Regions from separate parts of the Homo sapiens genome. Here region 2 is linked to region 1. The links are chromatin loops, found by intact Hi-C in ENCODE. Cell type or tissue: Panc1. All regions are shown on one strand. Each heading gives the region's core, and the rest is flanking DNA. Links, peaks and the distances in the headings are about the cores only.

The links. Peaks named below come from ENCODE experiments on the same cell type or tissue, not always from the same donor. Only the 100,000 strongest peaks of a DNase experiment are listed, where the experiment ranks them.
Region 2: a loop joins it to region 1, with 10 times the contacts of the local background. A loop is called at or near these places in 3 of 110 quality-filtered maps.

Annotation. Positions count from the first base shown.
Region 1 is chr20:3,139,236-3,155,196 of GRCh38, reverse strand. The region is part of intron 1 of UBOX5 (U-box domain containing 5); the gene reads left to right. FASTKD5 (FAST kinase domains 5) reads left to right here. Exons shown (of 2, transcript NM_021826.5): 2 at 5,937-8,678. The coding sequence starts at 6,127. The coding sequence ends at 8,421. UBOX5-AS1 (UBOX5 antisense RNA 1) reads right to left here. Exons shown (of 7, transcript NR_038395.1): 7 at 4,330-4,659. Among named protein-coding and RNA genes, the nearest start is that of FASTKD5, 13 kb to the left of the region's middle. In Panc1, for the core only: no CTCF peak of the experiment used is centred there; no DNase peak of the experiment used is centred there.
Region 2 is chr20:3,408,771-3,424,731 of GRCh38, reverse strand. LOC105372508 (a long non-coding RNA gene) reads left to right here. Exons shown (of 3, transcript XR_937212.3): 2 at 2,654-2,781; 3 at 7,664-7,701. It overlaps LOC105372509 (a long non-coding RNA gene), which reads right to left and starts at 6,337. Exons shown (of 3, transcript XR_001754709.1): 1 at 6,296-6,337; 2 at 4,600-4,685; 3 at 3,944-4,178. RefSeq lists enhancers at 4,060-4,129, 15,662-15,961. In Panc1, for the core only: no CTCF peak of the experiment used is centred there; no DNase peak of the experiment used is centred there.

The DNA of each region.
Region 1 (15,961 bases), core at 4,518-12,517:
GTCTAGAACTCCTGGCCTAAAGCAATCCGCCCACCTCAGCTTCCCAAAGTGCTGGGATTACAGGTGTGAGCCACTCACTGATCCTGGCCATCACTATATTTATTTTTTCTTTTCTTTTCTTTTCTTTTTTTTTTTTTTTTTTTTGAGACTGTGTCTTGCTCTGTCGCCCAGGCTGGAGTGCAGTGGCACGATCTTGGTTCACTGCAACCTCTGCCTCCTGGGTTCAAGTGATCCTCCTGCCTCAGCCTCCCAAAATATTGGGATTACAGTTGTGAGCCACCACACCTGTCCAATTGTACTTCTTTATTATGGACTTTGAGGCTCTAGGTCTCTTGTATCATCAACCTCCCCCTACTCCTCCTCTTACTCACTTTATCCTCCCAATATAGTTTGCTCATAATTTTTGGTTAGGCTAATATCAAGATTTATATTAATAAAATTATGTTAGTATTATTCTCAACTGAATAGGGAGTATGATATACTAATATTTTCTTTACTCTTTTTATTTATTTATTTATTTTTTGAGATAGGGTCTCTCTCTGTCACCCTGCCATAGCAGGATCACAGCTCACTGCAGCCTTAACTTTTTGGGCTCAAGCAACCTTCCCACTTCTACCTCCTGAGTAGCTAGGACCACAGGTGTGTGCCACCAGGCTTGGCTAATTTCTAAATATTTTGTAGAGGTGGGGGTCTCACTACATTGCCCAGGCTGGTCTCAAACTCCCGGCCTCAAGTGATCTTCTCACTTTGGCCTCCCAGAGTACTATGATTACAGGAATGGGCCATTGCATCCTGCCTGTGGTAACATATTCTATCTTGTATAACTTTTTTGTCTTCCCTGGCATTAATAATTTTTGTTACTGTTTTTATTAGCATGGCTTTTTGTATCCTTATCTCTTGTTCATGCCCGGATTATCCGGTAGAAGTATGATTCTCCTCTCCTGGGTACTGTCTATGTCGTCCAGCATGAGCTGGTTGCTCTTTATGTCTGTTCACAGCTCTTGTCCTGGGATCTTCCTTCACCTTTTTCCTGGGATTTCCCTTTGCTTCTCTGTATTGAACCCTAGTTTCTGGATCCCATATCTCTACTGCCAACTTTCAGGTCTTCAATTGTGGTAGCTCTCCTTACTTTGATCCTGGAGCATCCTGCGAACTCTTTGCCTCATGTAGATTTCAGCCTTTGAGGTCTTCTCTTTGTTCTTTTTTAAAGTACAGGTTGAGCATTCCAAACCTGAAACTCCAAAATGCAAAATGCTCCAAAATCTGAAACTTTTTGAGCACCAACATGATACTCAAAGGAAAAAAAAATGATTGGAGTATTTCAGATTTTGGATTTTTGAATTTGGAATGCTCACTGGTCAGTATAAAGCACATAGTCCAAAAACTGAAAAAGTTTAAAATCTGAAACACTTCTGGTCTCAAGCATTTTGGACAAGGGATACTCAACTTGCAGTATAAACCGTAGTGATAGAATCGTAGACTGTTAGAGGTGGAAGGGACTTTCAAGCTTACCTAGTTCTAACCCTCCAGCTCCCTGGCACCTGGAAATCCTAGAAGACCATAGATTGTTCAGCCATCCCACCCCGTACTGCCCCCCGAACCTGTTTTCTGACATCCATTCTTGTCTCTCTAGTACACCAATAATGTGGGCTGAAGAGTCAGACAGTCTTTAATATTAGGCTCCACTCAATCCCTTGGCTGTGTAACTTTTGGCAGGTTTCTTAATCTTGTGGTCTCTTTCTCATCAGTAATATGGGGATTATAAACTTACATTACAGAGATGTTATAAGGATGGGAACTAATGCAGATAAAGCAGCTTTACAAGGCTCTAAGCCTTGGCACAGAGGAGGCCCTAAGGCATAGCTCTGGTTATTTCCATCTTGGATCTTAGCCTGTGTTTTTACAAATCAAAAAGTGTCACATGAATTCAAAACACTGGAGCTGCACCAAACATTGATGTTCTAGGAGATGGTTCTTTTATTTCCAGACCACGTATAGTAATTTCATTAAGTACTCTTAGGTAGAATTAATTGAAGTAATTTTAATTATTTAATGTTTTAAAATTAATATCATTTATAGAGATATTTGTTAATTCTTGTTTATGTGCTATTTGTTCCACTCAATATTAGTGTGTACTTTTTCATGTGTTGATGCCTGCCACACATTTATCTTGTAAACCAGCCTCCTTCTAGACAGACATTTTCTGTTTTTCGCTTTACTATGGCACAGCTATTTTATTTAAAAAATGGGACCTTTAAATCTATTTTTTTAGGATCTACTTTTTTTTTTTTTTGAGACAGTCTTGCTCTTTCGCCCAGGCTGCAATGCAGTAGTATGATCTCAGCTCACTGCAACCTCTGCCTCCTGGATTCAAGCAATTCTCCTGCCTCAGCCTCTCAAGTAGCTGGGATTACAGGCGCACTACCACGCCCAGCTAATTTTTGTATTTTTAGTAGAGATGGCGTTTCCCCATATTGGCTAGGCTGGTCTTGAACTCCTGTCCTCAAGTGGTCCGCCCACCTTGGCCTCCTGAAGTGCTGGGATTATAGGTGTGAGCCACTGTGCCTGGCCAGGATCTCCTTCCTCAAATGAGATGAAGACTACAGATTTGAACAGTATATGGCTTTAGTTGCACATTGTGGTGGATTAAATTAAATTCCAAATTCGAAAGTAGGTCTTCCTCTTCTTTTTTTTTGAGACAGAGTCTTGCACTATCGCCCGGGCTGCAGTGCAGTGGCGCTATCTCAGCTCACTGCAACCTCTGCCTCCCAGGTTCAAGTGATTCTCCCGCCTCAGCCTCCCGAGTAGCTGGGATTGCAGGTGCCCCAGCTGCAATTGCAGGCGCCCACCACCACGCCTGGCTAATTTTTTGTATTTTTAGTAGAGACAGAGTTTCACTATGTTGGCCAGGCTGGTCTCGAATGCCTGACCTCATAGATCCACCCGCCTCAGCCTCCCAAAGTGCTGGGATTACAGACATGAGTCACTGTGCCCAGCCAAAAATAGGTCTTCTTAAAAGCCCTGTTCTGTCAGCTGGAGAGTTCTGTTACCTGCTATCTCTGTTTTTTTGGTTCTTTTTTTTTTTTTTTTTTTTTTGAGACAGAGTCTCTGTCACCCAGGCTGCAGTGCAGTGGCACCATCTTGGCTCACTGCAACCTCCGCCTCCTGGGTTCAAGCGACTCTTGTGCCCCAGCCCCCCGAGTGGCTGGGATTACACGCTCATGCCACCACACCTGGCTAATTTTTGTATTTGTAGTAGAGATAGGGTTTCACCATGATGGCCAGGCTGGTCTCGAACTCCTGACCTCAAGTGATCTGCCTGCCTTGGCCTCTCAAAGTGCTGGAATTACAGGCATGAGCCACCACGCCTGGCCATCCTGCTGTCTCTTTTGTTCCCACCTTTCCTGTGCTGTAGTATTAATTGGATTTCCTAATGACTATTTTGAGGACTGTAATCTTCAATTATCATCTAAATATTAAAGAAAAACATTATTTTAGTACTATTTTTCTATAGTTTTTCCAATTTTAATTAAAATTTTTTATTTTTTTAATTTATTTTTTATTTTATTTTATTTTTTAGACAGTCTTGCTGTGTTGTTCAGGCTGGTCTCAAACTCCTGGCCTCAAGCAATCCTTCTGCCTCAGCTTCCCAAAGTGTTGGGATTATAGGCGTGGCCAAGTTTTTCTAATTTTTAAAAAGCTGGCTATCTGCATTTATAGAAATAGTGTGTAGCAGAGATCAGCAGACTTTTTATGTAATAGACCAAACACTAAATATGCTTTGCAGGCCATACAATCTGCCACAGTTACACAGTTCTGCTCTTGTAGCAGGAAAGCAGACATAGACAATATATAATGAATGGCCTAGCTATGTTCTGAAAAAACCTTGTTTACAAAAACATGTGAAGAGCTAGATTTGGGCCCCAGGACATAGTCTGCTCACCCTTGATCTGAACCACAGATTGAAATTTGGTGGGCAGAATGGTCCACAGGTGGTCAGGCATGGTGGCTGATGCCTGTAATACTAGCACTTCAGGAGGCCAGGGTAGGAGGATCACTTGAGCCCAGGAGTTTGAGACCAGCCTTGGCAACATTGTGAGACTCCATCTCCACACACACACACACACAAACACACACACAAACACACACTAACTGGGTTTGGTGGTGTGCACCTGTAGTTTTTGCTACTTCAAGAGGCTGAGGCTGAAGTGGGAGGATTGCTTGAAGTGGGAGGTCAAAGCTGCAGTTATCATGCCACTATACTCCAACCTGGGTGACAGAGTGAGACTGTCTCAAAAAAGAAAAAAAGAATGGTCCACAAGCCACAGTAAAGAACCAAGTGTATAAAAATTTAATGTGAGAGAATTCTGCTCTGATTCACACAGAAATTCATACATATGTTCCTGCCATCTAGAGAAGCCTGTGTAGCTGGGCTACTGGAACAGAGCCACTGACCTGCCCTGCTGTTCTTTGATGAACTAAATGATGATGTGCTATGGGCTCTGGAAGAAAGTGGCTGACAGCAGAGTTAGGCAGGCATTTCAGAAAGTCATTCTGGCACCCTTGGAACTTTTATGGAGTTTTCTGCAGCAACAGCCCTGTCTGGTACATCAGTTGACAACTCAGGTCTCCTTGGGTCTTGCTTGTCAGGCTTTGGCACTTAAGTGGAAAGAAAAAGAATAAGCATTAAGGAAAGCGAGAGCACAGCAGAATCAATTTCATAGTCTCTCATGGTTTCTGCCATGGGAGAAAAATGGGCATTATACTGCTCACAGGCAGAATAAAGACTCACTGGAAACATTGCTAAGCTGCCTTCTCCAGAAGATGTCAGCGGGGCAGTTGCGTCAATTGGCGTTCCCTGAACCCTGAGCCCAGCTTTGGGGTACTCTTTGCTTCCCACCCGTGAAGTGACAGTGAGCAGACCCTCAACCTTCTGCTTTCTCCCACCAAAATGAGTGAGTTTTTTAGTATACTTTCTAATAACACCATTACTCTGTGACTACTCTCTAATAGTGACTCAAATTCTGTTATAAGCTTCCTGAAGAGGAGAGTAGGCATCTTCTAAAAAGTAAAAGAACAGCATTAGAATGACAGAATTTTGGAATTAACAGTTTTGCGCTATAAGAACAGGGAGGGTTATCGTAGGTATAACTAATTAAATCTTTTTTTTTTTTTTTTGAGATGGAGTCTCACTTTTTCGCCTAGGCTGGAGTGCAGTGGCACGGTCTTGGCTCACCGCAACCTCTGCCTCCTGGGTTCAAGGGATTCTCCTGCCTCAGCCTCCTGAGTAGCTGGGATTACAGGTGTGTGCTGCCACACCTGGGTAATTTTTTGTATTTTTAATAGAGACGGGATTTCGCCTTGTTGGCCAGGCTGGTCTTGAACTCCTGACCTCAAGTGATCTGCCTGCCTCGGCCTCCCAAAGTGCTGGCATTACAGGCATGAGCCACCCACACCCAGCCAACTAATTATCTTTTATACCAGATCCCACTTTTTACTTAGTGCTGTTAGCATAGCAGTTTTTATAAACATTCTTCAGGTAGGACCTGTTTGCCTTGATATCAAAGAGATGGAAGGAGTTGCTCACTTTTGTTCCCAGCCTTCTTTCTAGAAATCTGCCTTCCTTCTTCCTATCAAATGTTAGCGGAGCACCGTCTCTTCTTTAGCCGTCACTGCTTGCCTTGTACAGTGAAGGAAGTCTGGTGAGCAGCAGTCCAGGAACTGCCCACGGGTACCCTGGGTTGGGGGTTTTCCTAGGCCTTTACACAGACCGCAGAATTTATCCTTGATATATGCTGTCATGTGGTTTGGGCATTTACTAGCATTGAACTTATTTGAGTAGACAGCAGTGTAGTTTCAACCTGTTTTTTATAATGTGTAAATTTGGATGCTTTTATAGGTAGAAGCCACTCATTCTTCATCTACCCTTTTTTCAGTATCTGGCACCAATTCTGACCCAGTCATTTGTGATCCCTGGCTCTTGTGATATGCTGAAGATTTCCAGGCAGTTTTTGTGGAACACCTCCCCGTCCAGCTCTAATCAAGCACCATATAAACAAGAAATTGCCTGGTCAAATCTGTGAGGACTGTATTCTGACTGCCAAAGAGATCAATACTGACACCAGAATGGCAGCTACTCTCAAGTCATTAAAACTTGTAAGATACCGAGCATTTTGCAGTCCTTCTGCCTTTGGTGCAGTCCGAAGTGTGTCATACTGGAATGTGAGCAGCACACAGCATGGGGGACAGGACCCTCCAGAACACATTAGCCTCTGCCATTCTGCCAAAAAAGTTAAGAACATATGTAGCACCTTCTCTTCTCGGAGAATCCTGACAACCAGCAGTGCCCACCCAGGTTTGGAATTCAGCAAGACTTCTTCCTCTAAGGCCAGTACATTGCAGCTGGGCTCACCCAGGGCCACAGGAGTTGATGAAGAGGACGTAGAAGTGTTTGATTCCTTTGAAAACATGCGAGTTTTCCTACAGCTAAGACCAGAATACCGTGTTCACAGCTATAATGCATCTGAGACTTCTCAGCTCCTGTCTGTTTCAGAAGGTGAACTAATTTTGCACAAAGTCAGAGTTAATCAAAATAATCTCCAGGCTCAAGTCATTGTTGATTATTTGTGTAAGCTGAGCTCTTTGCCTGCAGAGCAGCATCCTGTCTTGCTGGGCAGTACCAGCTTTGCTCTGCTCTGCCAGCTGAGTGTGAAGAAGATACAGCTCTTTGATACCCAAGATCTGATCAATGTTTTGAAAGCTTTTGTCATTTTAGGAATCCCTCACTCCCATTCAATGCTAGATGTGTATGAGACCAAGTGTTGCCATCAGGTATGGGAGATGAATATGGATCAGCTCCTTTTGGTGGCTGATCTCTGGAGGTACTTAGGCCGCAAAGTACCTAGGTTTTTAAACATTTTTTCTAGTTATCTTAATTTGCACTGGAAGGATCTATCCTTGTCTCAGCTAGTTCACTTAATTTATGTTATAGGTGAAAATCGTCAGGTATCCCAGGACCTAATGCAAAAATTGGAATCATTGATCCTTAAATATATAGATTTGATCAATTTGGAGGAGGTTGGTACCATCTGTTTGGGGTTCTTTAAATCAAGTACTAATCTCTCTGAATTTGTCATGCGGAAAATTGGAGACTTGGCTTGTGCTAACATTCAGCATCTGAGTAGTCGCTCCTTAGTGAATATTGTTAAAATGTTCCGTTTCACTCACGTGGATCACATCAATTTCATGAAGCAGATTGGAGAGATAGCTCCTCAGCGAATTCCTTCCCTGGGAGTTCAAGGTGTCATGCACCTGACTCTTTACTGCTCGGCCTTACGCTTCCTGAATGAAGGAGTAATGAATGCAGTGGCTGCGTCTTTGCCTCCTAGAGTGGCACACTGTCGAAGTAAAGATGTTGCCAAGATTCTGTGGTCATTTGGAACTCTGAATTATAAGCCACCCAATGCAGAAGAATTTTACTCCAGCCTGATAAGTGAGATTCACAGAAAGATGCCTGAATTCAACCAGTACCCAGAACACCTGCCCACCTGCCTGCTGGGCCTGGCATTTTTGGAGTACTTTCCAGTAGAGTTAATTGATTTCGCTCTCAGTCCAGGGTTTGTCAGGTTAGCTCAGGAGAGAACTAAGTTTGACCTCCTTAAGGAACTATATACCCTCGATGGTACAGTTGGCATTGAGTGTCCAGATTACAGAGGCAATCGTCTTAGTACTCACCTTCAGCAAGAGGGGTCTGAATTGCTGTGGTATTTAGCAGAGAAGGATATGAATTCAAAGCCTGAATTCTTAGAAACTGTCTTTTTACTGGAGACCATGCTGGGGGGGCCCCAGTACGTCAAGCACCATATGATTTTGCCTCATACCCGATCTTCTGACTTAGAGGTCCAGCTTGATGTTAACCTGAAGCCATTACCATTTAATAGAGAAGCCACGCCGGCTGAAAATGTAGCCAAATTAAGGCTTGAGCATGTGGGAGTCAGCCTTACAGATGATTTGATGAATAAGTTACTAAAAGGGAAAGCAAGAGGACATTTCCAGGGCAAAACTGAGTCAGAGCCTGGGCAGCAGCCCATGGAGTTGGAGAATAAGGCAGCTGTACCTCTGGGGGGCTTCCTTTGCAATGTAGCAGATAAATCAGGGGCCATGGAGATGGCTGGCCTGTGCCCCGCAGCCTGCATGCAGACCCCAAGAATGAAGCTGGCTGTTCAGTTCACAAACAGGAACCAGTATTGCTATGGCTCCAGGGATCTCCTTGGACTGCACAATATGAAGAGGCGGCAGCTGGCTCGGCTTGGCTACCGTGTGGTAGAGTTATCCTACTGGGAATGGCTCCCACTACTGAAACGAACTCGCTTAGAAAAGTTGGCGTTTCTTCATGAGAAAGTATTCACCTCTGCTCTCTGAAGGGCATTTAGGGGCATTTCTATGGCAAAGCTATAGGTGTATACTGTACCAGGTGTTGCAAAATGATTATAAAAGCCAGAATGTAAGTTTGGCGATAAAATAGTGTGTTGAGGAGACTTAATTGTATCCAAGGCAGGTTAGAGCTAGTGTATGTTACTGTGAATTGTAATGTAGTTGGATTGTACAAATTACTGCAAATGTATACATGTTACTCTTAGTAAATAATAAACATCTTAATATGTCCTACGGTCAAGTAAGTCCTTGTTGGATTTTTCTTTCTGTTTACCAGCCTTATGTCACAGAGTTTTTAGAATAAAAGTATAGTCAGACATTATATAAAGCCAATTTTTAAAAATTTTATTCTTTTCTGGAGACCCTCCCCCCACCCTTACAGATTTTTTTTTTTTTTAAAGCCAGTTTTTTTGTTTGTTTTTTGAGATGGAGTCTCGCTCTGTCACCCAGGCTGGAATGCAGTGGCACAATCTCAGCTCACTGCAACCTCCGCCTCCCAGATTCAAACAATTCTCCTGCCTCATCCTCCCGAGTAGCTGAGACTACAGGCGCGTATCACTACACCTGGATAATTTTTGTCTTTTTAGCAGAAACGGGGTTTCTCCATGTTGACCAGGCTGGTCTTGAACTCCTGACTTCCGGTGATCCGCCTGCCTTGGCCTCCCAAATGCTGGGATTACAGGTGTGAGCCACCGCGTCTGGCCTTTTTTTTTTTTTTGAGACGGAGTCTCCCTCGGTTGCCCAGGTTGGAGAGCAATGGCGCGATCTTGGCTCACTGCAAGCTCTGCCTCCCAGGTTCAGGCAGTTCTCCTGCCTCAGCCACCTGAGTAGCTGGGGTTACAGGCGCCCACCACCACGCCCAGCTAATTTTTGCATTTTTATTTGAGATGGGGTTTCACCATGTTGTTCAGGCTGGTCTCACACTCCTGACCTCAGATGATCCACTCACCTTGGCCTCCCAAAGTGCTGGGATTACAGGCATGAGCCACTGTGGCTGGCCTATACCTTGTTTTAAAATAAGAATCTCATGCTGGATGTGGTGGCTCATGCCTGTTATCTCAGCCTTTAGGAGGCCAAAGTGGGAAGATTGCTTGAGTCCAGGAGTTTGAGACCAGCCTGGCCAACATAGTGAGACCTTGCCTCTGCAAAAAAATAAAATTAGCCAGGCGTGGTGGTGTGCCCCCGCAGTCCTAGCTACTCAGGAGGCTGGGTGGGAGGATCTGTTGAGCCTGGGAGGTTGAGGCTGCAGTGAGCTGAGATGACACCACTGTGCTTTAGCCTGGATGACAGAGCAAGACCCTAACTCAAAAAAAAAAAAAAAAGGAAAAAAAGGCCAAGTGTGGTGACTCAGGTCTGTAGTCCCAGCACTTTGGGTGATCTCTTGAACCCAGGAGTTCCAGACCAGCAACATGGCAAAACCCCATCTCTACTAAAAATACAAAAAATTAGCTGGGCATGGTGATGCACACCTGTAGTCCAGCTACTTAGGAGGCTGAGGTGGGAGGATCACCGTAGTTTAGAAGGTCAAGACTGCAGAGAGCTGTGATTGTGTCAGTGCACTCCCACCTGGCTGACAGAGTGAGACCCTGTCAAAAAAAAAAAAGGCTCTCAAAGCTTCACTTATATTTCAGGATTTTTCCTCCAACACATCTTTTCACGTGCTCTAAAATTAAAATTCTTATTCTTGTTTAGATGTGGTTGTTTGTCCTTAGTTGCTGATTCCTTTTGCTTTAAGAGCCATTTCAGAATTGGTGAACTTAATATTTTTCTTTTAGCTCCCTCTTTCACATTTCTACTTGTCTTGCATAAACTCCCCCTACCCTCATATTTTTCTTCTTAAAATTGGACCTAGAAGAACAGAATTACACAAGCACCTGTTGGGCCAATGGTTCCCAAGTCTGACGCTTAGGCAGAATGGTTTTCATAGCAAGTAGCTCAGATGAGAAGGAAACATGCTATGTGTTATATTAGGAAGTCTGGTGGGATTCAGGTTTGGTTATGTTAGAGCACAAACATAAGGAGATTGTATATATATAAGTAACATAATACAGGTAACAGATACAATATATGTGATTTGCAAATAGTTTCTCCCATTCTGTGAGTTGTCTTCACTTTCTGTTTTTAATTTTGTTGAAGCCCAATTTATTATTTTTTCTTTAGTTGCTTGTGCTTTTGGTATCATATTTAAGAAACCATTGCCAAGTCCAAGGTCAGGGAGATTTACCCCTATGTCTTTTCTCATAGTTTGAGCTCTTTATATTTAGGTCTTTGATCACATTGAGTTAATTTTTATATGTAGCATGAGGGAACAGTCCAACTTCATTCTTTTGCATGTGGATATCTAGTTGTCCCAGCATCATTTGTTGAAGAGGATATTCTTCCTGCATTGAATGGTTTTGGCATCTGTGTCAAATCAATTGACCATACATGTGGGGGGTTATTTATGGATTTTCATTTCTATTCCATTCATCTATTCTTATGCCAATACCACATAATTGGGAAGTATGAGTCCTCCAACTTTGTTATTTTTCAATATTGTTTTGGCTACTCATGGTCCTTGCACTTCCATATGAATTTTAGGATCAGTTTGCCCATTTCTGCAAGAAAAGCCTTTGGGCTTTTGATAGGGACAGTATTGAATCTGTCGTTTGCTTTGGGGAATTTTGCCATCTTGACAGTATTAAGCCTTCTAATCCATAATCATGGTATATATCTTTTAATTTATTTAGATTTTTAATTCAGGAATGTTTTATAGTTTTCAGTGTATAAATCTTACATTTTCTTAGTTTTTTGTTTTGTTTTGTTTGATATAGGGTCTCGCTCTGTCACCCAGGCTGGAGTGCAATGATGTGATCGTAGCTCACTGCAGCCTCAAATCCTGGGCTCAAGCGATCCTCTAACCTCAGCCTCCCAAGTAGCTGGTACTACAGGTGCATGCCACCATAACTGGCTAATTTTTTTTTTGTTTTTTTGAGACGGAGTCTCACTCTGTCACCCAGCTGGAGTGCAGTGGTGCGATCTCGACTCACTGCAAGCTCCGCCTCCCAGGTTCAGGCAGTTCTCTGCCCAGCCTCCCGAGTAGCTGGGATTACAGGCACCTGCCACCACGCCCAGCTAATTTTTTGTATTTTTAATAGAGACAGGGTTTCGCCATCTTGGCCAGGCTGGTCTTGAACTCCTGACCTCGTGATCCACCCACCTCGGCCTCCCAAAGTGCTGGGATTACAGGTGTGAGCCACTGTACCCCGATGTTAACTTTATTCCTAATTATTTTATTCTTTTTTATGCTATTGTAGATGCAATTGTTTTTAAAACTTCTTTTATGAGTTGTTAATTGTGAGTGTTTAGAAATACAGATGATTAATCAGGCATGGCGGCTCACACCTGTAATCCCAGCACTCTGGGAAGCTGAGGCGGGCAGACCACTTGAGGCCAGGAGTTTGAGACCAGCCTTGCCAACATGGTGAAACCTGTCTCTACTAAAAATGCAAAAATTAGCCAGATGTGGTGGCACACACCTTAGCAACTCAGGAGGCTGAAGCATGAGAATCACTTGAGCCTAGGAGGCAGAGAGGTTGCATTGAGTTGAGATCATGCCACTGTACTCCAGCCTGGGTAACAGAGCCAGAGACTCTGTCTCAAAAAAAAAAAAAAAAAAAAAAAAAAGACAGATGATTAACCTGCTATTGTGCTTAATATTCATTTGTTAGCCCTAATAATTTTTTTTGTTGCTGTGTGAATTTTTCAGAATTTCCTATATATAGGCTCTTTTCATCTGTGAATACAGTTTTATATCTTCTTTTCCACTTTGGATTCCTTTTTTTTCTTTTTTCTTGCCTTATTGCTCTGGTTGGAACTTCTAATAAGATATCGAATACAAACAATGAAAGTAGGCATCTTTGTCTTGTTCTGGATTTTAGGGGAATGTTTCCAGTCTTTCACCTACCATTGGGTATATACACATACTTTTCTTTTTTTTTTTTTTTTTTTTGAGACAGAGTTTCTCTCTGTCGCCCAGGCTGGAGTGCAGTAGCGTGATCTCTGCTCACTGCAGCTTCTGCCACCCAGGTACAAGCGATTCTCGTGCCTCAGCCACCCAAGTAGCTGGGATTACAGGAGTGTGCCACCAAGCCCGGCACCTTTTTTTTTTTTTTTTTTTTGAGACGGAGTCTCACTCTGTCACCCAGGCTGGAGTGTAGTAGCACGATCTCAGCTCACTGCAACCTCCACCTCCCGGGTTCAAGAGATTCTCCTGCCTCAGCCTCCATAGTAGCTAGGATTATAGGCACCCACCACTACGCCTGGGTGATTTTTTTTGTATTTTTAGTAGAGACAGTGTTTCGCCAAATTGGCCAGGCTGGTCTCAAACTCCTGACCTCAGGTTATCTGCCCACCTTGGCATCCCAAAGTGCTGAGATTACAGGCATAAGCCACCATGCCTGGCCAATTTTTTTTTGTATTTTTAGTAGAGATGGGGTTTCACCATGTTGCCCAGGCTGGTCTCGAACTCCTGGCCTCAAGTGATCTGCCCACCTTGGCCTCCCAGAGTGCTGGGATTATAGGTGTGAGCCACCAATACTGACCTTTTTTTTTTTTTTTTCTTTTTGAGACTGTCTCACCCTGTTGCCCATACTGGGAGTGCAGTGGCACTATCATGGCTCACCGCAGCCTCGACCTCCTGGACTCAGGTGATCCCTTTTGCCTCAGCCTTCCAAGTAGCTGAGGCAAAAAAAAAAGAAAAGAAAAGAAAAGAAAAAGGGTCTCACTCTGTTGCCCAGGCTGGAGTGCAGTGGGATGATTATGGCTCACTGCAGCCTCAAAATCCCAGGTTCAAGTGATCCTCCTGCCTCAGCCTTCCAAGTAGCTGGGACCACCTGTGGGCACACTACGACATCTGGCTAAATTTTTATATTTTGTAGAGTGGAGTCTTTCTATGTTGCCAAGGCTGGTCTTGAACTCTTGGGCTCAAGCAATACTCCTGCTTCAGTCTCTCAAAGTGTTGGGATTACAGGCATGAGCCACCACTCCCGGCTGAGTATGATGTTAACTATGGGGTTTTTATAAACCTTTTATCATGTTGAGGAAGTTATTTTTTATTTTTATTTATTTATTTTTTTGAGACGGAGTTTCGCTCTTGTTGCCCAGGCCGGAGTGCAATGGCATAATCTCGGCTAACCACAACCTCCGCCTCCCGGGTTCAAGTGATTCTCCTGCCTAAGCCTCCCAAGGAGCTAGGATTACAGGCATGCACCACCCCCAGCTAACTTTGTATTTTTAGTAGAGACGGGGTTTCTCCATGTTGGTCAGGCTGGTATCAAAAACTCCTGACCTCAGGTAATCCACCTGCCTCGGCCTCCCAAAGTGTTGGGATTACAGGTGTGAGCCACCACACCTGATGAGGAAGTTATTTTTTATTCCTAGTTTGCTGATTGTTCAATAAATATAATATGCAGCAAATATTCTTTATTTTTAAAATTTTTTCAGCACACACCACTTTTCAGATTAAGTGAACATTCTTTATTTTTATTTGTTAAACCTGGCAACTGGCCGGGTGTGGTGGCTTACATCTATAATCCCAGCACTTTGGGAGGCTGAGGCGGGCGGATCACCTGAGGTCAGGAGTTCAAGACTAGCCTGTCCAACATGTTGAAACCCCGTCTCTACTGAAAATACAGAAATTAGCCGGGCATGATGGCACGTGTCTGTAATCCCAGCTACTTGGGAGGCTGAGGCAGGAGAATCACTTGAACCTGGGAGGCAGAGGTTGCAGTGAGCTGAGATTGTGCCACTGCACTCAAGCCTGGGTGACAGAGTGAGACTCAGTCTAAAAAAAAAAAAAAAAAAAAATCTGGCAACCCTAAAAAAAAAAATAGATGGGAGAGAGGGAGGGGAGAGGGGGCAGCAAAGGTTGAAAAACAAACTGTTAGTACTATGCTCAGTACCTGGGTGACATGATTATTTGTACCCCAAACCTTAAGCATCATGCAATATACCCAGGTAACAAACCTGCACATGTGTCTCCTGAATCTAAAATAAAAGTTGAAAAAAAAAAATCTGGTAACCCTAAGAAAGATGCACCATTAAACCAGCGTGGTTTTTTGTGGGAGGAGTTGGCAGAAGAGCCTTGAATGTGTTTACATGTTGACGATAGGTTTCAGTAGTCAGAGGTAAGTTGAAAATTCAGGAGAGAAGCAAGAGCAGATGGAGTAGGCCATGGAGGAGAGGGAAAGGGTTAGGGTTAGGGTCAGGTTTTATGTTGGAGAGACTGGCCACCTCACCTGGGTTCCCGTAGAATTTTGCTGACACTGTTACTAAGGTGCTGAGTAAATGGTAGTAAAAACCTTTGTAGATCTTGTTTTGAGACTGAGTCTCTCAGGAGAAAGACGGCTTATCTGTGCCTTGTTTTGAGCCTATACATTTCTTAAACGTAAAAACTGGGCTGGGTGCGGTGGCTCACTCAACGCCTGTAATCCCAGCATTGTGGGAGGCCAAGGTGGGCGGATCACCTGAGGTCAGGAGTTCGAGACCAGCCTAGCCAACATAGTGAAACCCCATCTCTACTGAAAATACAAAAATCAGCTGGGCATGATGGTGTGTGCCTATAATCCCAGCTACTCAGGAGGCTGAGACAGGACAATCGCTTGAGCCCAGGAGGTGGAGGTTGCAGTGAGCTGAGATTGCACCATTGCACTCCAGCCTGGGTGACAGAGTGAGACTCCATCTCAAAAAAAAAAAAAAAAAAAAAAAAAGTAAAAAGGCCGAGTGTGGTGGTTCATGCCTATGATGCCAGCATTTTGGGAGGCCCAAGTGGGCAGATGACAAGGTCAGGAGTTCGAGACCAGCCTGGCCAACATGGTGAAACCCCATCTCTACTAGAAATAAAAAAATTAGCTGGGTGTGGTGGTGCATGCCTGTAATACCAGTTACTCAGGAGGCTGAGGCAGGAGAATCGCTTGAACCCAGGAGACGGAGGTTGCAGTGAGCCAAGATCGTACCATTGCTCTCCAGCCGAGGTGACACAGCAAGACTCCGTCTCAAAAAATAAAAATAGGTTGGGTGCAGTGGCTCACGCCTGTAATCCTAGCACTTTGGGAGGCCAAGGTGGGTGAATCACCTGAGGTCAGGAGTTTAAGACCAGGCTGTCAGGAGTTTAAGACCAGGCTGGCAAACATGGTGAAACCTCGTCTCTACTAAAAATACAAAAAAATTAGTTGGGTGTGGTGGTGGGTGCCTGTAATCCCAGCTACTCAGGAGGCTGAGGCAGGAGAATCGCTTGAACCCACGACGGGGAGGTTGCAGTGAGCCGAGATCGCGCCATTGCACTCCAGCCTGGGCAACAAGAGCAAAACTCTTGTCTCAATAAATAAATAAATAAATAAAAATTAAAAATAAAGAGGAAAAACTGAGTCTACTTGTGCCTAGCACATGTTAAGCCCTTAGAGGGTGACTTGGCTCCACGTGGTATAAAACTGCAGGCTTCTTTGGGGCTCTAACCTGTGTTCTGGTTTTTTTGCATACCTCTCACTGG
Region 2 (15,961 bases), core at 3,642-11,641, 270 kb before region 1:
ATATTTGACCTTTTCTTTGAGACTGAGTTTCGCTCTTGTCGCCCAGGCTGGAGTGCAATGGCTCACCGCAAACTCTGCCTCCCAGGTTCAAGCGATTCTCCTGCCTCAGCCTCCCAGGTAGCTGGGATTACAGGTGCCCGCCACCACGCCCAGCTAATTTTATATTTTTAGTAGGGACAGGGTTTAACCATGTTGGCCAAGCTGGTCTCCTGGTAACATTAAATAATATCAAACTTAAAATTCTTTTCTCAAATTAATGGGTATAATGGTATCTCTTTTTTATTTTTATTTTTTTGAGACAAAGTCTCACTCTGTTGCCCAGGCTGGAGTGCAGTGGCGTGATCTCAGCTCACTGTAACCTCCACCTCCTGGGTTCAAGTGATTCTCCTGCCTCAGCCTCCTGAGTAGGTGGGATTACAGGCACCCGCCACCATGCCCAGCTATTTTTTTTATTTTTAGTAGAGACGGGGTTTCACCAGGTTGGCCAGCCTGGTCTTGAACTCCTGACCTCAGGTGATGCACCCGCCTCCACAAAGTGCTGGGATTACAGGCGTGAGCTACCGCACCCGGCCTGTAGTAAATCTTAATGGCTAATAGCTTTATAGTAAATCCTGCTATCTGGTAGGGCAAGTTCTCTCTCCTTGTTCATCTTTTCCGCAAAGAACTTTCCTATGAATGACCTTAGGGAGCGGGGGGTTTTTTTCTTTCTTTCTTTCTTTTTTTTTTTTTTAGATGGAGTTTCGCTCCGTCTCCCAGGCTGGAGTGCAATGGCACAATCTCGGCTCACTGCAACCTCTGCCTTTGGGGTTGAAGCGATTCTCCTGCTTCAGCCTCCCAAGTAACTGGGATTACAGGCACGCGCCAACATGCCCGGCTAATTTTGTATTTTTGGAAGAGACGGGGTTTCTCCATGTTGGTCAGGCTGGTCTCAAACTCCCGACCTCAGGTGATCAGCCCACCTCGGCCTCCCAAAGTACTGGGATTACAGGCGTGAGCCACTGCACCCTGCCAGGGATCAGTTTTTAAAGTTCCTTTTAAAATATTCTGTTGGGATTTTGTTAGAAATTGCATTTAATTCACAGGGTAACATGGAAAGAATCAATGTTGTAATGAGCATTCTAATAATCATGGTATATATTACTTCTTATTCTGTCTGTTTTAGTTCATAGTCCCTCTCCTCCTGCTGCTCAGTAGTGGACCTAAGGTAAGGATTTGAGTGCAAGTACCTTATGTGGGAGGTAATCCTAGGAAAACGAGCAGCAGAGTGGGGAAGAGATTCAAGGAAGGGAGAGCAGTCGATTGCACATTATCAAGCAAATGGGCAACTGGAGCTTAATCCTGCTGGGAAACCCTTAGAATAGCTACAGAATGTGTGTCCCAGAGTTATCCTACCTGACAAGTGAGAAGCTGGGGTATTTACGCAACTTCCTTCAGTCATTGACTGAGAGCTCAGCTCCTAGCAGGCATTAATTCCCCAGCTCTTCTAGCCTCCTGACCCAGCGTGCAAGGAAATGGTAAGTGCCAAGGAGCACTAACAGTGTCTGCTAAGCTACCGAATGGTCTTAAAAATATATATGTAATATATATAAACACATATTTATATATAATAATAAATATATATTATATATTAATACATAATTATATAAAATATATGTGAAATATATTTAGGAAAACAAATTATATAAAAATATATTATAGATTATATATTAAAATATATTAGATAATATATATTATAATATATAACTATATGTTAATGTGATTAACATGTTGTATAATATATGACATATGTTATATATAACATATACAATATATTATATATGTTTAATATATTATACATTTTTAATATATAATACATTTTACTATCTATTATATATACATGGAGTACAAGTGCAGCTTTATTGCGTGCATATATTGCTTAGCAGTGAAGTCTCGGCTGTTAGTGTACACATCATCTGAATAGTGAATATTGTACCCAATAGGTAATTTTTCAATCCTCACCCTTCTCCCACCCTCTCACCTTTTGTAGTCTCCAATGTCTATTATCCCACTCTGTGTGTCTATATGTACACATTATTTAGCTCCCACTAATAAGTGAGAACATGTGGCATTTGACTTTCTGTTCCTGAGTTATTTCACTTAGGATCATGGCCTCCAGTTCCATCCATGTTGCTGCAAAAGATATGACTTCATTCTTTTCTATGGCTAAGTATTACAGTATTCCATGGTATATGCACATACTACATTTTATCCAATTCTCCTTTGACAAACACTTAGGTTGATCCCCTGTCTTTGTGATTATTGTGAACAGTGCTGCAATAAATATTCCAGTGCAAGTCTCTTTTTAATACAATGATTTCTTTCCCTAAAGAGTCTTTTGGAAATTCAGACACAAGCAACTTTCTCCCCTGCCTAAAATTTTTTGTTGTAGAGAAATTCAAAATTGTTGACATGGCCTATGGGTTTCTACACACTGGCTACGAACTCCTTTCCTGCTTCACCCTGCCACCTCCTTTCCCAGGAAGTTTGCTCTCTAGCCCCGCTGAACCATTGTCCCTCCACTCCCTCAGAGGCAGCCAGATTCTGTCAAACCCTCGCTTCTTTGCATTTGTTGTTTTCTCTACGTCTAATGCCCTTCCCTTATTTTTCTTCCTAGAGAAACCCTTCTGGGAACCAGAGTGGTTAGGAACATGGACATTGAAGTTAGAGCTGGAATCGAAACTCAGTTCGAATGCAGCCACCTTTTTGCTTTGCTGAGTGGGAAATGCAAGAGGGAGGCTAGAGGTAAAGCTGGGCAGGCTTGAGAGTTTTTGAGAGAAATGTTGGAATGCTGGGGAGGAAAAAGGTTCAGGAAGGGCTGAGGAGGTTTGCCATCTGAGTTTTGATGTTTCTCTTTATTGTTTCTCCATGGAAATAAATGTATTTATTTATTTAATATTTTGAGACAGCAGGGCCTTGCTCTGTCGCCCAGGCTGGAGTGCAGTGGCGCGATCTTGGCTCACCACAGTCTCTGTCTCCCAGGCTAAAGCGATCCTCCCACCTCAGCGTCCCAATTAGCTGGGTCTACAGGCGCACACCACCATGCCTGGCTAATTCTTTTGTATTTGTTGCAGAGATGGAGCTTTGTCACGTTTCCCAGGCTGGTCTTGAGCTACTGAACTCAAGCGATCTACCTGCCTCAGCCTCCAAAAGTGCTGAGATTGCAGGTGTGAGCAATTTAAATTTAAAATATAAATTTCAAATTAAAAAAATTTTTTGGCCAGGTGCAGTGGCTCACGCCTGTAATCCCAGCACTTTGGGAGGCCAAGGTGGGCAGATCAGCTGAGGTCAGGAGTTCAAGACCAGCCTGGCCAACATGGTGAAACCCTGTCTCTACTAAAAATACAAAAGTTAGCCGGGCGTGGTGGCAGGTGCCTGTAATCCCAGCTACTCAGGAGGCTGAGGCAGGAGAATCGCTTGAACCCAGGAGGCAGAGGTTGCAGTGAGCCGAGATCACGCCATTGCACTCCAGCCTGGGCAACAAGAGCGAAATTCTGTCTCAAAAAAAAAAATTTTTTTTTAATTTTTTGTAGAAACAGGGGTCTTACTATGTGGCCTCAGCTGGTCTTGAACTACTAGCTTCAAGCAGTCCTCCCGCCTCAGCCTCCCAAAGTGCTGAGACTACAGGATTGAGCCACTGCACCTAGCCTCTCCATGGAAATTGCCATAAAATGTAAATTATTTGTCAAGGGAAAAAAATCTTCTCTGACAGTTAATTTGGGCAAGTCACCTAACCTTTCTGAGGCTGTTTCCTTATTTGTATAGTGGAGATAATACCTCATTCTTACCTTATAGAACTGTTGTATTAATTATCTATTGCTGAATAGCAAATTACCTTCAAATTTAGTGACTTGTTACAACATAAGATATTTATTATCTTAATCAAACAGTTTCTGTGAGTCAGGAATTCAGGAGCAACTTAGCTAATTGGTTCTAGATCATGGTCTCTCTGCAGCCAAAGTATCCACTGGGGCTGTGATCAACTGCAGGGTTCACTGGAGTGGGAAGATCTGCTTCCAGGATGGTTCAGTCACATGACTGACAAGTTGATGCTGGTTTTTGGCAGGAGGCCTCAGTTTCTCACCACGTGGGCCTCTCCATAGAGCTGCTTGAGTGTCCTCATAAAACGGCAGCTGCTTTGTCTAGAACAGATTATGCAAGAGAAAGCAAAAGGAAGTTGCATATGTCTTTCATGACCAAGCCTTGGAAGTCACAATGTGTGCCATACTCTATTGGTCACAGGCCAGGCATGATTCAGTATTGAGGGAGGCTATACAAAGGCATGAACACAGGACTTGAGGATCACTGGGGGCCATCTTGGCTGGCTACCACAGAGGATGACATGAAGAGTGCTTAGTGTGGTTTTGAATTATAGCTTTCATTATCACTCAGCTTCCGGACTCCCTCCACAAATGTCATTTCTTCTGAGAAACCCTCTAGATCACCACAGGTAGTTATGAAATAGCCTTGCCAAAAACAATCAAAGTGGAATCTGTACAAGCTTTTATTATTTTCCAACTTCAAGATCCTGATTTGAGGCATTGAAGGAAGAGGAATTTTTACCTCAGGTAAAGTCTCTTGGCTGGTTCAGGCCTTCCTACCTCTCTCTGTTCCCTTGTCACTGAACATCAGAGCCAGCACATTCTCCTCTAAAATAAATGAAAAAATAATAATACATTAGAATTCATGAAAATTAAAATCTTCTACTGCACAAAAGACACCTTTAAGAAAATGTAGTGGCTCACGCCTGTAATCCCAGCACTTTGGGAGGCCAAGGTGGGCAGATCAACTGAGGTCAGGAGTTTAAGACCAGTATGGCCAACATGATGAAACCCCGTCTCTACTAAAAATACAAAAAATTAGCTGGGCATGGTAGTGCATGCCTATAGTCCCAGCTACTTGGGAGGCTGAGGCAGGAGAATCACTTGAACCCAGGAGGTAGAGGTTGCAGTAAGCCGAGATCGTGCCATTGCACTCCGGCCTGAGCAACAAGAGCAAAACTCTGTCTCAAAAAAAAAAAACACAAAAGAAAATGTAAATGCAACCAATGAGAGAAAACATTCCCAATGCATATATCCAGGAAAGGACTCCGAAATAAAATACTCTAAAATAAAGAACTCCTTTAACTCAGTAATAAAACACAAACAACCCATTTTCTAAATGTGCAGAGCACTTTAAAAATATTTTATAACAGAAGATATTCAGATGGTAAATAAGAATATGACAAGATGCCCAACATCATTAGTTATTAGGGAAATGCAAATTAAAATCACAATGGGACACAACTGCATATGCAGGAGAATGACGAAAGTTAAAGACTGACACTACCAAGAGTTGATAGGGTTGTGAAACAACTGGAATTCTCATACACCTCTTTTTTTTTTTTTTTTTTTTTTTTTGAGATAGGTTCTCACTCTGTGGCCCAAACTGGAGTGCAGTGGTGCGATCTCGGCTCACTGCAATCTCTGCCTCCCAGGCTCAAGTGATTCTCCTGCCTCAGCCTCCCAAGTAGCTTGGATTACAGGTGCATGCCACTACCACCCAGCTAATTTTTGTATTTTTAGTAGAGATGGGGTTTCACCATGTTGCCTAGGCTAGTCTTGAACTCCTGACCTCAATGATCCACCTGCCTCGGCCTCCCAAAGTGCTGGGATTACAGGCGTGAGCCACTGCGCCAGGACCGAATTCTCATACACTTCTGACGGGAGTGTAAAATGGGGCACAACCACTTTGAAAAACTGTTAGACGGTTATCTTGTAAAGATAAACATACATGTACCATATAACCTAGCAATTCTTCTATTTACCCAAGAAGAGTGAAAACATATGGCCACACAAAGACTTATACATACATGTTTTATAAGAGTTTATATATAATATCCTCAAACTGGAAACAAGTCAAATGTTCATCACCTAGTAAGTGGATCGACAAATTGTGTTATGTTTGAGCTATAAAATACTACTCATCATCAATAAAAGTGAACAAATTATTGATACATATAGCATAATGAATGAATCTCAAAAATCAATATGCTGATTCCATTTATACAAATTTCAAGAGCAGACAAAACTAATCTACGGACGTTAAAATAAAATCAAGGGCTGGGTGTGAAGGCTCATGCCCATAATCCCAGCACTTTGGGAGGCTGAGGTGGTAGGATCATTTGAGCCTAGGAGTTCAAGGCCAGCCTGGGCAACACAATGAGACCCCATCTCTACAAAAAATTTTCAAGAAATTTGCCAGGCATGGTGGCACTCACCTGTGGTCCCAGCTACTTGGGAGGCTGAGGCAAGAGGATCCCTTGAGCCTGAGAGTTTGAGGTTATAGTGAGCTGTGATTGTGCCACTGTACTCCAGCCTGGGCAACAGAGCAAGATCCTGTCTCAAAACAAACAAACAAAAAAATGAAATCAGTGGTTGCCTAGGGTTAGGTGAGGGATTTGACTGCAAAAGGGTCTCGACTTGTGTGTGTGTGTGTGTGTGTGTGTGTGTGTGTATGTTGTTATTTTGTTATTACTTTTCATTGAGAGTCTCCCAGAATTTTCTGTGGTCATGGAATGACACTGATTTGGGGAGGGAGTGGTAATAGTTTCACAATTGCATACATTTGTCAAATATTGTCAAATGAAATATACATTTTATTATAAATATATTATACCTCTGTAAAAAAAAGATTGTTACAGATTTTTTTTTTTTAGACAGGGTCTGGCTCTGTGGCCCAGGCTGGCGTGCAGTGGCACGATCTCAGCTCACTGCAACCTTTGCCTCCTGGGTTCAAGCAATTCTCCTGTCTCAGCCTCCTGAGTAGCTGGGACTACAGGCACGTGCTACCATGCCCAGCTAATTTTTGTATTTTTAGTAGAGATGGGGTTTTACCATGCTGGCCAGGCTGGTCTCGAAATCCTGACCTTGTGGTCCGCCTGCCTCAGCCTCCCAAAGTGCTAGGATTATAGGCATGAGCCACTGTGCCTGGCCTGTCACAGATTATTTTTAAAAGATCATTGTTAACGATTACATGCAATATCTCAGATCATCCATGACTAGGGTTACCAGATTTAACAAATAAAAATACAAGGACTCAGTTAAATTAGAATTACACCTAATTGCCTATGCATATGTATGTTGATATAAAAATTATTGCATGGGACATTCACTAAAAGTATTTATTTGCTTATACAAAACAAATTATAAGTATCTGAGTTATATATTTCTCTAATTATATTTTTGACCACTGTAATTAAGGATTCTTGTTTTTGAAATTTGCCTATAAAATTCCTTGTAGATATAATCTATAGTTATTTTCATTGTAACATAGCTTCAACAATGGTCATATCTAACTTATTTCAGTTGTCCATTGCACATTCATTAGTTAGATAACATGCTCAACATTAGCAATATGAGGCTGCATACTGAATGATATGGTTTGGATCTGTGTCCCCACCAAATCTCATGTCAAACTGTAATCCCCAGTGTTGGAGATGGAGCCTGGTGGGAGGTGATTGGATCGTAGTGGTGGTTTAACACCTTCTCCTTGGTGCTGTACTCATGATAGTGAGTGTGTGCTCTCAAGACTTAGTTGTTTAAAAATGTGTAACACCTCCCCTCTTTCTCTCTTGCTCCTGCTCTAGCCATGTAAGATGTGCCTGCTTCTCCTTCACCTTCTGCCATGATTATAAGTCTCCTGAGGCCTCCGCAGAAACAGAAGCCACCATGCTTCCTGTATAGCCTGCAGAACTGTGAGCCAATTAAACCTCTTTTTAAAATAAATTACCCAGTCTCAGGTATTTCTTTATAGCGATGTGAGAAGAAACATTCAGAAAATTGTTACCAAGGACTGGGTCATTGCTATAAAGATACTTGAAAATGTGGAAGCAGCTTTGGAATTGGGTAATCAACAGAGGTTGGAAGAATGTGAAGGGCTCAGAAGAAGATAGGAAGATGAAGGAAAGTTTGGAACTTGCTAAAGACTTGCGAAATTGTTGTGACCAAAATGCTTATAGTGATACAGACAGTGAAGTCCAGGCTGAAGAGGTCTCAGATGGAGATGACGAATTTATTGGGAACTGGAGCAAAGATCACTTTTATTATGTGTTAGCAAAGAGGTTGGATGCATTGTGCCTCTGCCCTAGGGATCTGTGGAACTTTGAACTTGAAAATGATGATTTAGTGCATCTGATAGAAGAAATTTCTAAGCAGTAAAGCCTCCAAAATGTGACCCAGCTGCTTCTAACAACCTATGCTCACATGTGTGAGCAAAGAAATGACTTGAAACTTGAGCTTATATTTAAGAGGGAAACAGAACATAAAAGTTTGGAAAATGTGCAGCCTGGCCATGTGGTAGGAAATAAAAGCCCATTTTCAGGGGAGGAATTCAAGCAGGCTGCATAAATTTGCATAAGAAAACAGAAGCCAGGCGGGTTGTGGTGGCTCATGCCTGTAATCCTAGCACTGTGGGAGGCCAAGGTGGGTAGATGACTTGAGGTCAGGAGTTCAAGACCAACCTGGCCAACATGGCAAAACCCTGTCTATACTAAAAATACCAAAATTAGCTGGGCATGGTGGTAGGCACCTGTAGTCCCAGCCACTCAGAAGGCTGAGGCAGGAAAATTGAAAGAAGCCAAGTGCTAACATCCAAGACAATGGGAAAGAGGCCTCACAGGCATTTCAGAGACCTTCTTGGCAGCCCCTCCCATTATAGGCCCAGAGGCCGAGTAGGGAAGAATGTTTTTTTGGGGCCAGGCCCAGGGCCCCACTGCCCTGTGCAGCCTTAGGACACTGTTCCCTGCATCCCAGTCACTCCAGATTTAGCCACAACTAAAAGGGGCCCAGGTACAACTCAGGCTGCTGCTTCAGAGGGTATAAGCCATAAGCCAAGGCTTCTATGTAGTGTTAGCCCTGCAGGTGCAGAGAGTGTAAGAGTTGAGGCTTGGGAACCTCTGCCTAGATTTCAGAGGCTATATAGAAAAACCTGGATGCCTAGGCAGAAGCATACTGCAGGGGTGGAGCCCTCACGGAGAACCTCTACTAGGGCAGTGTGAAGGGGAAATGTGGGGTTGGAGCCCCCACACAGAGTCCCCACACAGGGTCCCCACTGGAGCACTGCCTAGTGGAGCTGTGAGAAGAAAGCCACTGTCCTCCACCTCCACTAGGCAGTAGAATGGTAGATCCACTGAGAGCTTGCACCTTGCACCTGGAAAAGCCAGAGGCACTCAACAGAAGCCCATGAGAGAAGCCTCAGGGCCTAAACCCTGCAAAGCCACAGGGGTGGCACTGCCCAAGGCTTTGAGAGCCCACCCCTCATACCAGTGTGCCCTAGATGTGGGACATGGGGTCAAAGGAGATTATTTTGGAGCTTTAAGATTTAATGACTGCCCTTCTGGGTTTCAGACTTGCATGGGGACTGTGGCCCATTTCTTTTGTCCAATTTCTCCCTTTTGGAAGGGGATTATTTACCCAATGCCTGTACCCCCACAGTATCTTGGAAGTAACTAACTTGTTTTTGATTTTACAGGCTCATAGGTGGAAGGGACTAGCCTTGTCTCAGATGAGGCTTTTGATGGTGAACTTTTGAGTTAATGATGGAATGAGTTAAGACTTTAGGGGACTGTTGGGAAGGGATGATTGTATTTTGAAATGTGAGAAGGACATGAGATTTGGAGGGCCGGGGAAAAGTGATGTGGTTTGGATCTGTGTCCCCACCAAATCTCATGTCAAATTGTAATCCCCAGTGTTGGAGGTGGGGCCTGGTGGGACGTGATTGGATTGTGGGCGTGGTTTCTCATGAATGGTTTGGCACCCTCCCCTTGGTGCTACACTTGTGATAGTGAATGCTCATGAGATCTGGTTGTTTAAAAGTATGTAGCACCTTCCCCTCTCTCTCTTGCTCCTCCTCCAGCCATGTAAGATGTGCCTGCTTCTCCTTTGTCTTCTGCCATGATTGTAAGTTTCCTGAGGCCTCCACAGAAGCAGAAGCCACTATGCTTCCTGTACAGCCTGCAGAACCATGAGCCAATTAAGACTCTTTTCTTTATAAATTACCTAGTCATTCCTGTACAGCCTGCAGAACCATGAGCCAATTAAGCCTCTTTTCTTTATAAATTACCCAGTCTTTCCTGAAGTAGCAGGTCCATAAAATACAGAAAATACAAAATACCCAGTCCAAGGTATTTTTTATAACAGTGCAAGAATGGACTAATACACAGAACATATTCTAGGATAAAGTTAACAACCCTGAAAATTGCTCTTCAGATTTGGTTCATTAAAGCAAATACCAACTTTCATGGCACAACTTGATTTTCTATTCTTCAGGATTGTTTCATCTCTTGATCAATAACTTAAAAATGCTGCCCCCCCCAACAAAAAAGAGCATTATCATCATTTTTTATTCCTTTCTTCTTCAACACTAAATATGAGGATTCCACTTGTTCCCATGCTAGAAGAGTATTCATTAATATCCATATAAAAGAATAAAATTCTTGACCAGGCACGGTGGCTCATGCCTGTAATCCTAGCACTTTGAGGCCAAGGCAGGTGGATTGCTTGAGGCCAGGAGTTCGAGATCAGCCTGGCCAACATGGTGAAACCCTGTCTCTACTAAAATTACAAAAACTTAGCCAGGCATGATAAAGCACGCCTGTAATCTCAGCTATGTCGGGAAGCTGAGGCACAAGAATTGCTTGAACCCAGGAGGTGGAGGTTGCAAGGAGCTGAGATCATGCCACCGTACTCCAGCCTGGGCAGCAGTGAGTCTCTGTCAAAAAAAAAAAAAAAAAGAATAAAATTCTTCACGGGATGAAATCCATTTCAAAAGGTAATCATGACAAGTGCTGTAATAATTATTCACTTCAAGTCAGACTTTTTCTTGTTCGTAAGTAATGTTGTCCCTTTTAAGAACAGCCTTGACACTTAAAGGGTTACATTTTTCTTCATCAATTATTCATTTAATGCATTCAAGAGTTCTCTTAAGCAATGGAGTATTTCAATACCGCTGTTTGCTGTTTTTTCTTTGGCATAATCCTATTGCTGAAAAGGTTTCCCTCAATGGATTACTTTAAAAGTCAGTAAGAAATTTGGGGACCTTTTCTTTTTTTCTTTCTGTTTTTTTTTTTTTTTTTTTTTTTTTTTTTTTTTTACAAAGAGAGATGAGGTCTTGCTCTGTTACCCAGGCTAGAGTGCATAGGTCATAACTCACTGCAACCTTGAACTCCTGGGCTCAGGCTCTCTCCCCACCCCAGCCTCCTGAGTAGCCGGGACAACAGGCATGTGCCACTATGCCCGGTTAATTTTTAAATTTTTAAAATAGAGATAGAGTCTCACTATGTTACCCAGACTAGTCTGGAACTCCTGCCTCAAGGGATCCTCCCACTGTGGCCTCCCCAGTAGCTGGTATTACAGGCGTGCCACTGTGCCTAGCCCGAGAGCTTTTCCTTTAAAATTAAAATATGTTTTCAGTACTTCAAATAAACTGAGGAGTCTCTCAAATCCATATGTTAAAGAATGCTGGCTGGGCGCGGTGGCTCACGCCTATAATCCCAGCACGTTGGGAGGCCAAGGCAGGTGGATCACCTGAGGTCAGGAGTTCAAGACCAGCCTAACCAACATAATGAAACCCCATGTCTACTAAAAATACAAAATTAGCCAGGCGTGGTGCTGCATGCCTGTAATCTCAGCAACTCAGGAGGCTGAGGCAGGAGAATGACTTGAACCCAAGAGGCGGAGGTTGTAGTGAGCTGAGATTGTGCCATTGCACTCCTGCCTGGGCAATGAGAGCGAAAGTCCATCTCAAAAAAAAAAAAAAGAGCTAACAGGTTTTTTGAATGCAAGAGAATTGAGGAATACTAAATGCCAACAAAATCACAAAAATATCTTAATTGTTCAGTTCAAATATTATAAACGCTGACATAAGAATAATTTCAGGACAGTTGCTTCAAAGGCAATGGAAAAGACATCATATGCTGTTTGAGCAGCATTACACAGAATATGAGCAGGACAGTCAATAGCTTCCATAGCATCAGTCAAGCTTTACTTTAGTTTTGAATAAACATAGTGCGAGCATCTACCAATATTTTATTTGTATTTTTCCATCAAAAACTGTACAGTTTTTAATAACTCCTAATTCATTAGGAGAATCTCTGCAACAATTTGTTCATTTCTGAAATCTCATCTGGAAGGGATTTTACACAAAATAGCCCCATAAGCAAGCCTTTTTCACAAGGAAACTGTTGCACAGGCAAAGGAAAAGCTTTTCTTCACTGTGATTACTCACATCCATGGTTATGCTATAAAACAGCAAGGCATTTACAGCTTTGATAATCACTGCAACAGTAGTAAGTGGAGTCGTTACATCTCAAATTATTGCAGTAGATTTTGTCCTGGCATTTGAAAATTTGCTTGAAATATTGGCATTAGAAAATACTACTGGTAGCGGTATGTTCAAAGAGTGACTTGAGCTGAATGATGACAACAGACAGTATGGGAGGCCATTACAACTTTGCTGTGATTATCTTCTCAATCTGAATTTATCTTTAAAATTTGTCATTTTATCCATTCCTTTGGTACAAAAATCACACATCTTTTATGCTTAGCCGTTAGTATGTGCTGATGTATATCTGTCTTTCCACCATTTTCAATATTGAATAAATACTTGCATACCACATAAAGAGCTGCAAATGGATTTTCTCTCCTTTAATAAATGTACACTCTTCAGAAAATTTGTCATAAAATTCACTCTTGCAATTTGGCATTTGTGGATTCACATATACACAAATAAAGAAATAGATAACACAATCGATTTTCAACAAGGGTACCAAGACAATTCAATGGGGAAAAAAATAGTCTGTTCAACAAATGGTGCTGAGACAAGTGAATAGCCACATGGAAAAGAATCAAGTTGGATCCCTGCCTCACATCATATAGAAAAATTAATTTGGAATTAATCAAAGATCTAAAATGTAAGAGCCAAAATTATTAAACTCTTAGAAGAAAATGTAAGAGGTACGTCTTCATGACTTTGGATTAGGCAATAGTTTCCTAGTTATGACACATAGAGCACAAGCAACAAAAGAAAAAAATTGATAAACTGGATATCATTAAAATTTTAAAGTTTTGTGTTTCAAACAACAATATCAAGAATGTGAAAAGACAACCCACAGAATGGGATAAAATTTTTGCAAATTGTATTTCTGATAAGGTACTTATATCTAGACTATATAAAGAGCTACCACAACATAATAAAAGGACAAGTAACCAAGTAAAAATGGTCAAAAAATTCGAGCAGACATTCCTCCAAAGAAGAGGTATAGGCCAGGCACGGCGGCTCATGCCTGTAATCCCAGCACTTTGTGAGGCTGAGGTGGGCAGATCACCTGAGGTCGGGAGTTTGAGATCAGCCTGACCAACATGGAGAAACCCCGTCTCTACTAAAAATACAAAATTAGCTGGGCGCGGTGGCGCATGCCTGTAATCCCAGCTACTCGGGAGGCTGAGGCAGGAGAATCGCTTGAACCCGGGAGGCAGAGGTTGCGTTGAGCTGAGATCATGCCATTGCACTCCAGCCTGGGCAACAAGAGTGAAACTCCGTCTCAAAAAAAAAAAAAAAAAAAAAAAAAGGAGGAGGTCCAAATGGCTAATAAGCACATGAAGAGATGCTTGACATCATTAGCTATCAGGAAATATAAGCCAAAACCACAATGAGATACCACTTCATACCCTCTAAAATGGCTATAGTGAAAAAGATAATGAGTATTAGGGAAGATATGGAAAAATTAGAACCCACATATGATGCTGGTGAGAATATAAATGGTGCAGCCACTTTGGAAAACCGTTTGGCAGTTCCTCAAAAGGTTAAACGTAGAGTTACCATGTGATCCAGAAACCCACTCCTAGATCGCCAAGGAAACAAACTGTGTGTCCACAAAAAAACTTGTACACAAATGTTAATAATAGCATTAGCTACAAAACATAGCAAAACAGTGGAAACAATCTGACTGTTCATTAACAGATAAATGGATAAGCAAGATGTGGTATATCCATTCAATGTAATAATATTCAACCATGAAAAGGAACAAAATTCTGATACATGCTGCAACATGGATGAACCTTATAAACATTATGCTAAATGGAAGAAGCCAGTCATGAAAAACCATATATTGAATGATGCTGATAACATGAAATGTCCAGAATAGGCAAATTAAAAGGTTAGTGGTTGCCTAGGGCTGGGGTGGTTGGGAAGAAATGGAGGAATGACTGCTAATAGGTACAGGATTTTCCTGTTGGAGTGATAAAAATGTTCTAAAATTGATTGTGGTGGTGGTTGCACAAATCTGTGCCTATACTCATTGATTTTTTTTTTTTTTTTTGAGACAGGGTCTCACTCAGTCCCCCATGCTGGAGTGCAGTGGCCTGATCTTAACTCACTGCATCCTAGACCTCCCAGGCTCAAGCGATCCTCCCATCTCAGTCTCCTGAATAGCTGCGACTACAGACACATGCCACTATGCCTGGCCAATTTGTGTGTGTGTGCATATATGAAATATATTTGTATACATAAATTATAATATAAATATATATTTTTATAAATAAACTATATATATATAGAGAGAGAGAGACAGAGAGATGAGGTTTTGCCACGTTGCCCAGGCTGGTCTCAAACTCTTGGGCTCAAGAAATCCACTTGTCTTAGTCTCCCAAATTGCTGGGACTGCAGGCGTGCACCACCACGTGTAGCCCCGTTGAATTGTTTTTAGAGCTGATTTTCAGAGCTTTTGCACCGATGGGAAGTTATCTCTAAATAATGGTGGTTACTTGTTCATGACTCTGGACTTGAGCTAAAAAATTGATCACTGCAAGCATAGAAAGAATTGAAAGAGTTGTATTTGATAAATCTCATGACGGTGTCATAGCGTCTGTCATAAGTCCAAACTCATACCAAATAGTAACTGGGAATTGAATCTTGAGCTGTGAACTTTGAACTCGGACAAAACAATAAATTGAACTCAATATCTGATGCAAAAAAAAAGTGAATTTCTTCTCTGCTTGCAAGGGAGAGCGGTACTTGTAAGGTACAGCCTCTCTGAACAAAGCCAGAGCTGATCTTATAAAAGGTTTTGAAGGCCGGGCGCGGCTCACGCCTGTAATACCAGCACTTTGGGAGGCCAAGGCTGGCGATTCACTTGAGGCCAGGAGTTCAAGACCAGCCTGGCCAACATGGCGAAACTCTGTCTCTACTAAAAATACAAAAAATTAGCCAGGCTTGGTGGCACAGGCCTGTAATCCCAGCTACTTGGGAAGCTGAGGCACAAGAATCGCTTGAACCAGGAGGCAGAGGTTGCAGTGATCTGAGATCACGCCACTGCACTCCAGCCTGAGCAACAGAGTGCGACTCTGTCTCCAAAAAAAAAGGAGAAAAAGAAAAAAAAGGCCGGGCGCGATGGCTCAGGCCTGTAATCCCAGCACTTTGGGAGGCCAAGGCAGGCGGATCAACTGAGGTCAGGAGTTTGAGACCAGTCTGGCCAACATGGCAAAACCCGTCTCTACTAAAAATACAAAAATGAGCCAGGCGTGGTGGCGGGAGCCTGTAATCCCAGCTACTCGGTAGGCTGAGGTAGGAGAATCGCTTGAACCGGGAGGCAGAGGTTGCAGTGAGCCGAGATCGCGCCACTGCACTCCAGCCTGGGCGACAGAATGAGACTCAGTCTGGGAAAGAAAAAAAAATGGTTTTGGAAATATTCGCCTTCAGGGATTGGCTGTCTTTCCGAATCAGAAGTGGAGTGCGGCAGCTGAGTACCCACTGACTTTCGGAAGCCTGGTCGCTGGTGTCAGGCACTTGTTGATTGGCTATTGTCGGAGGCTTAGAGCGGTCACTGATTGGCTGACTTTCAGAAGCGTGGGGTTGTCATTGATTTACTAAGAAGCATAGTTACCGGAGT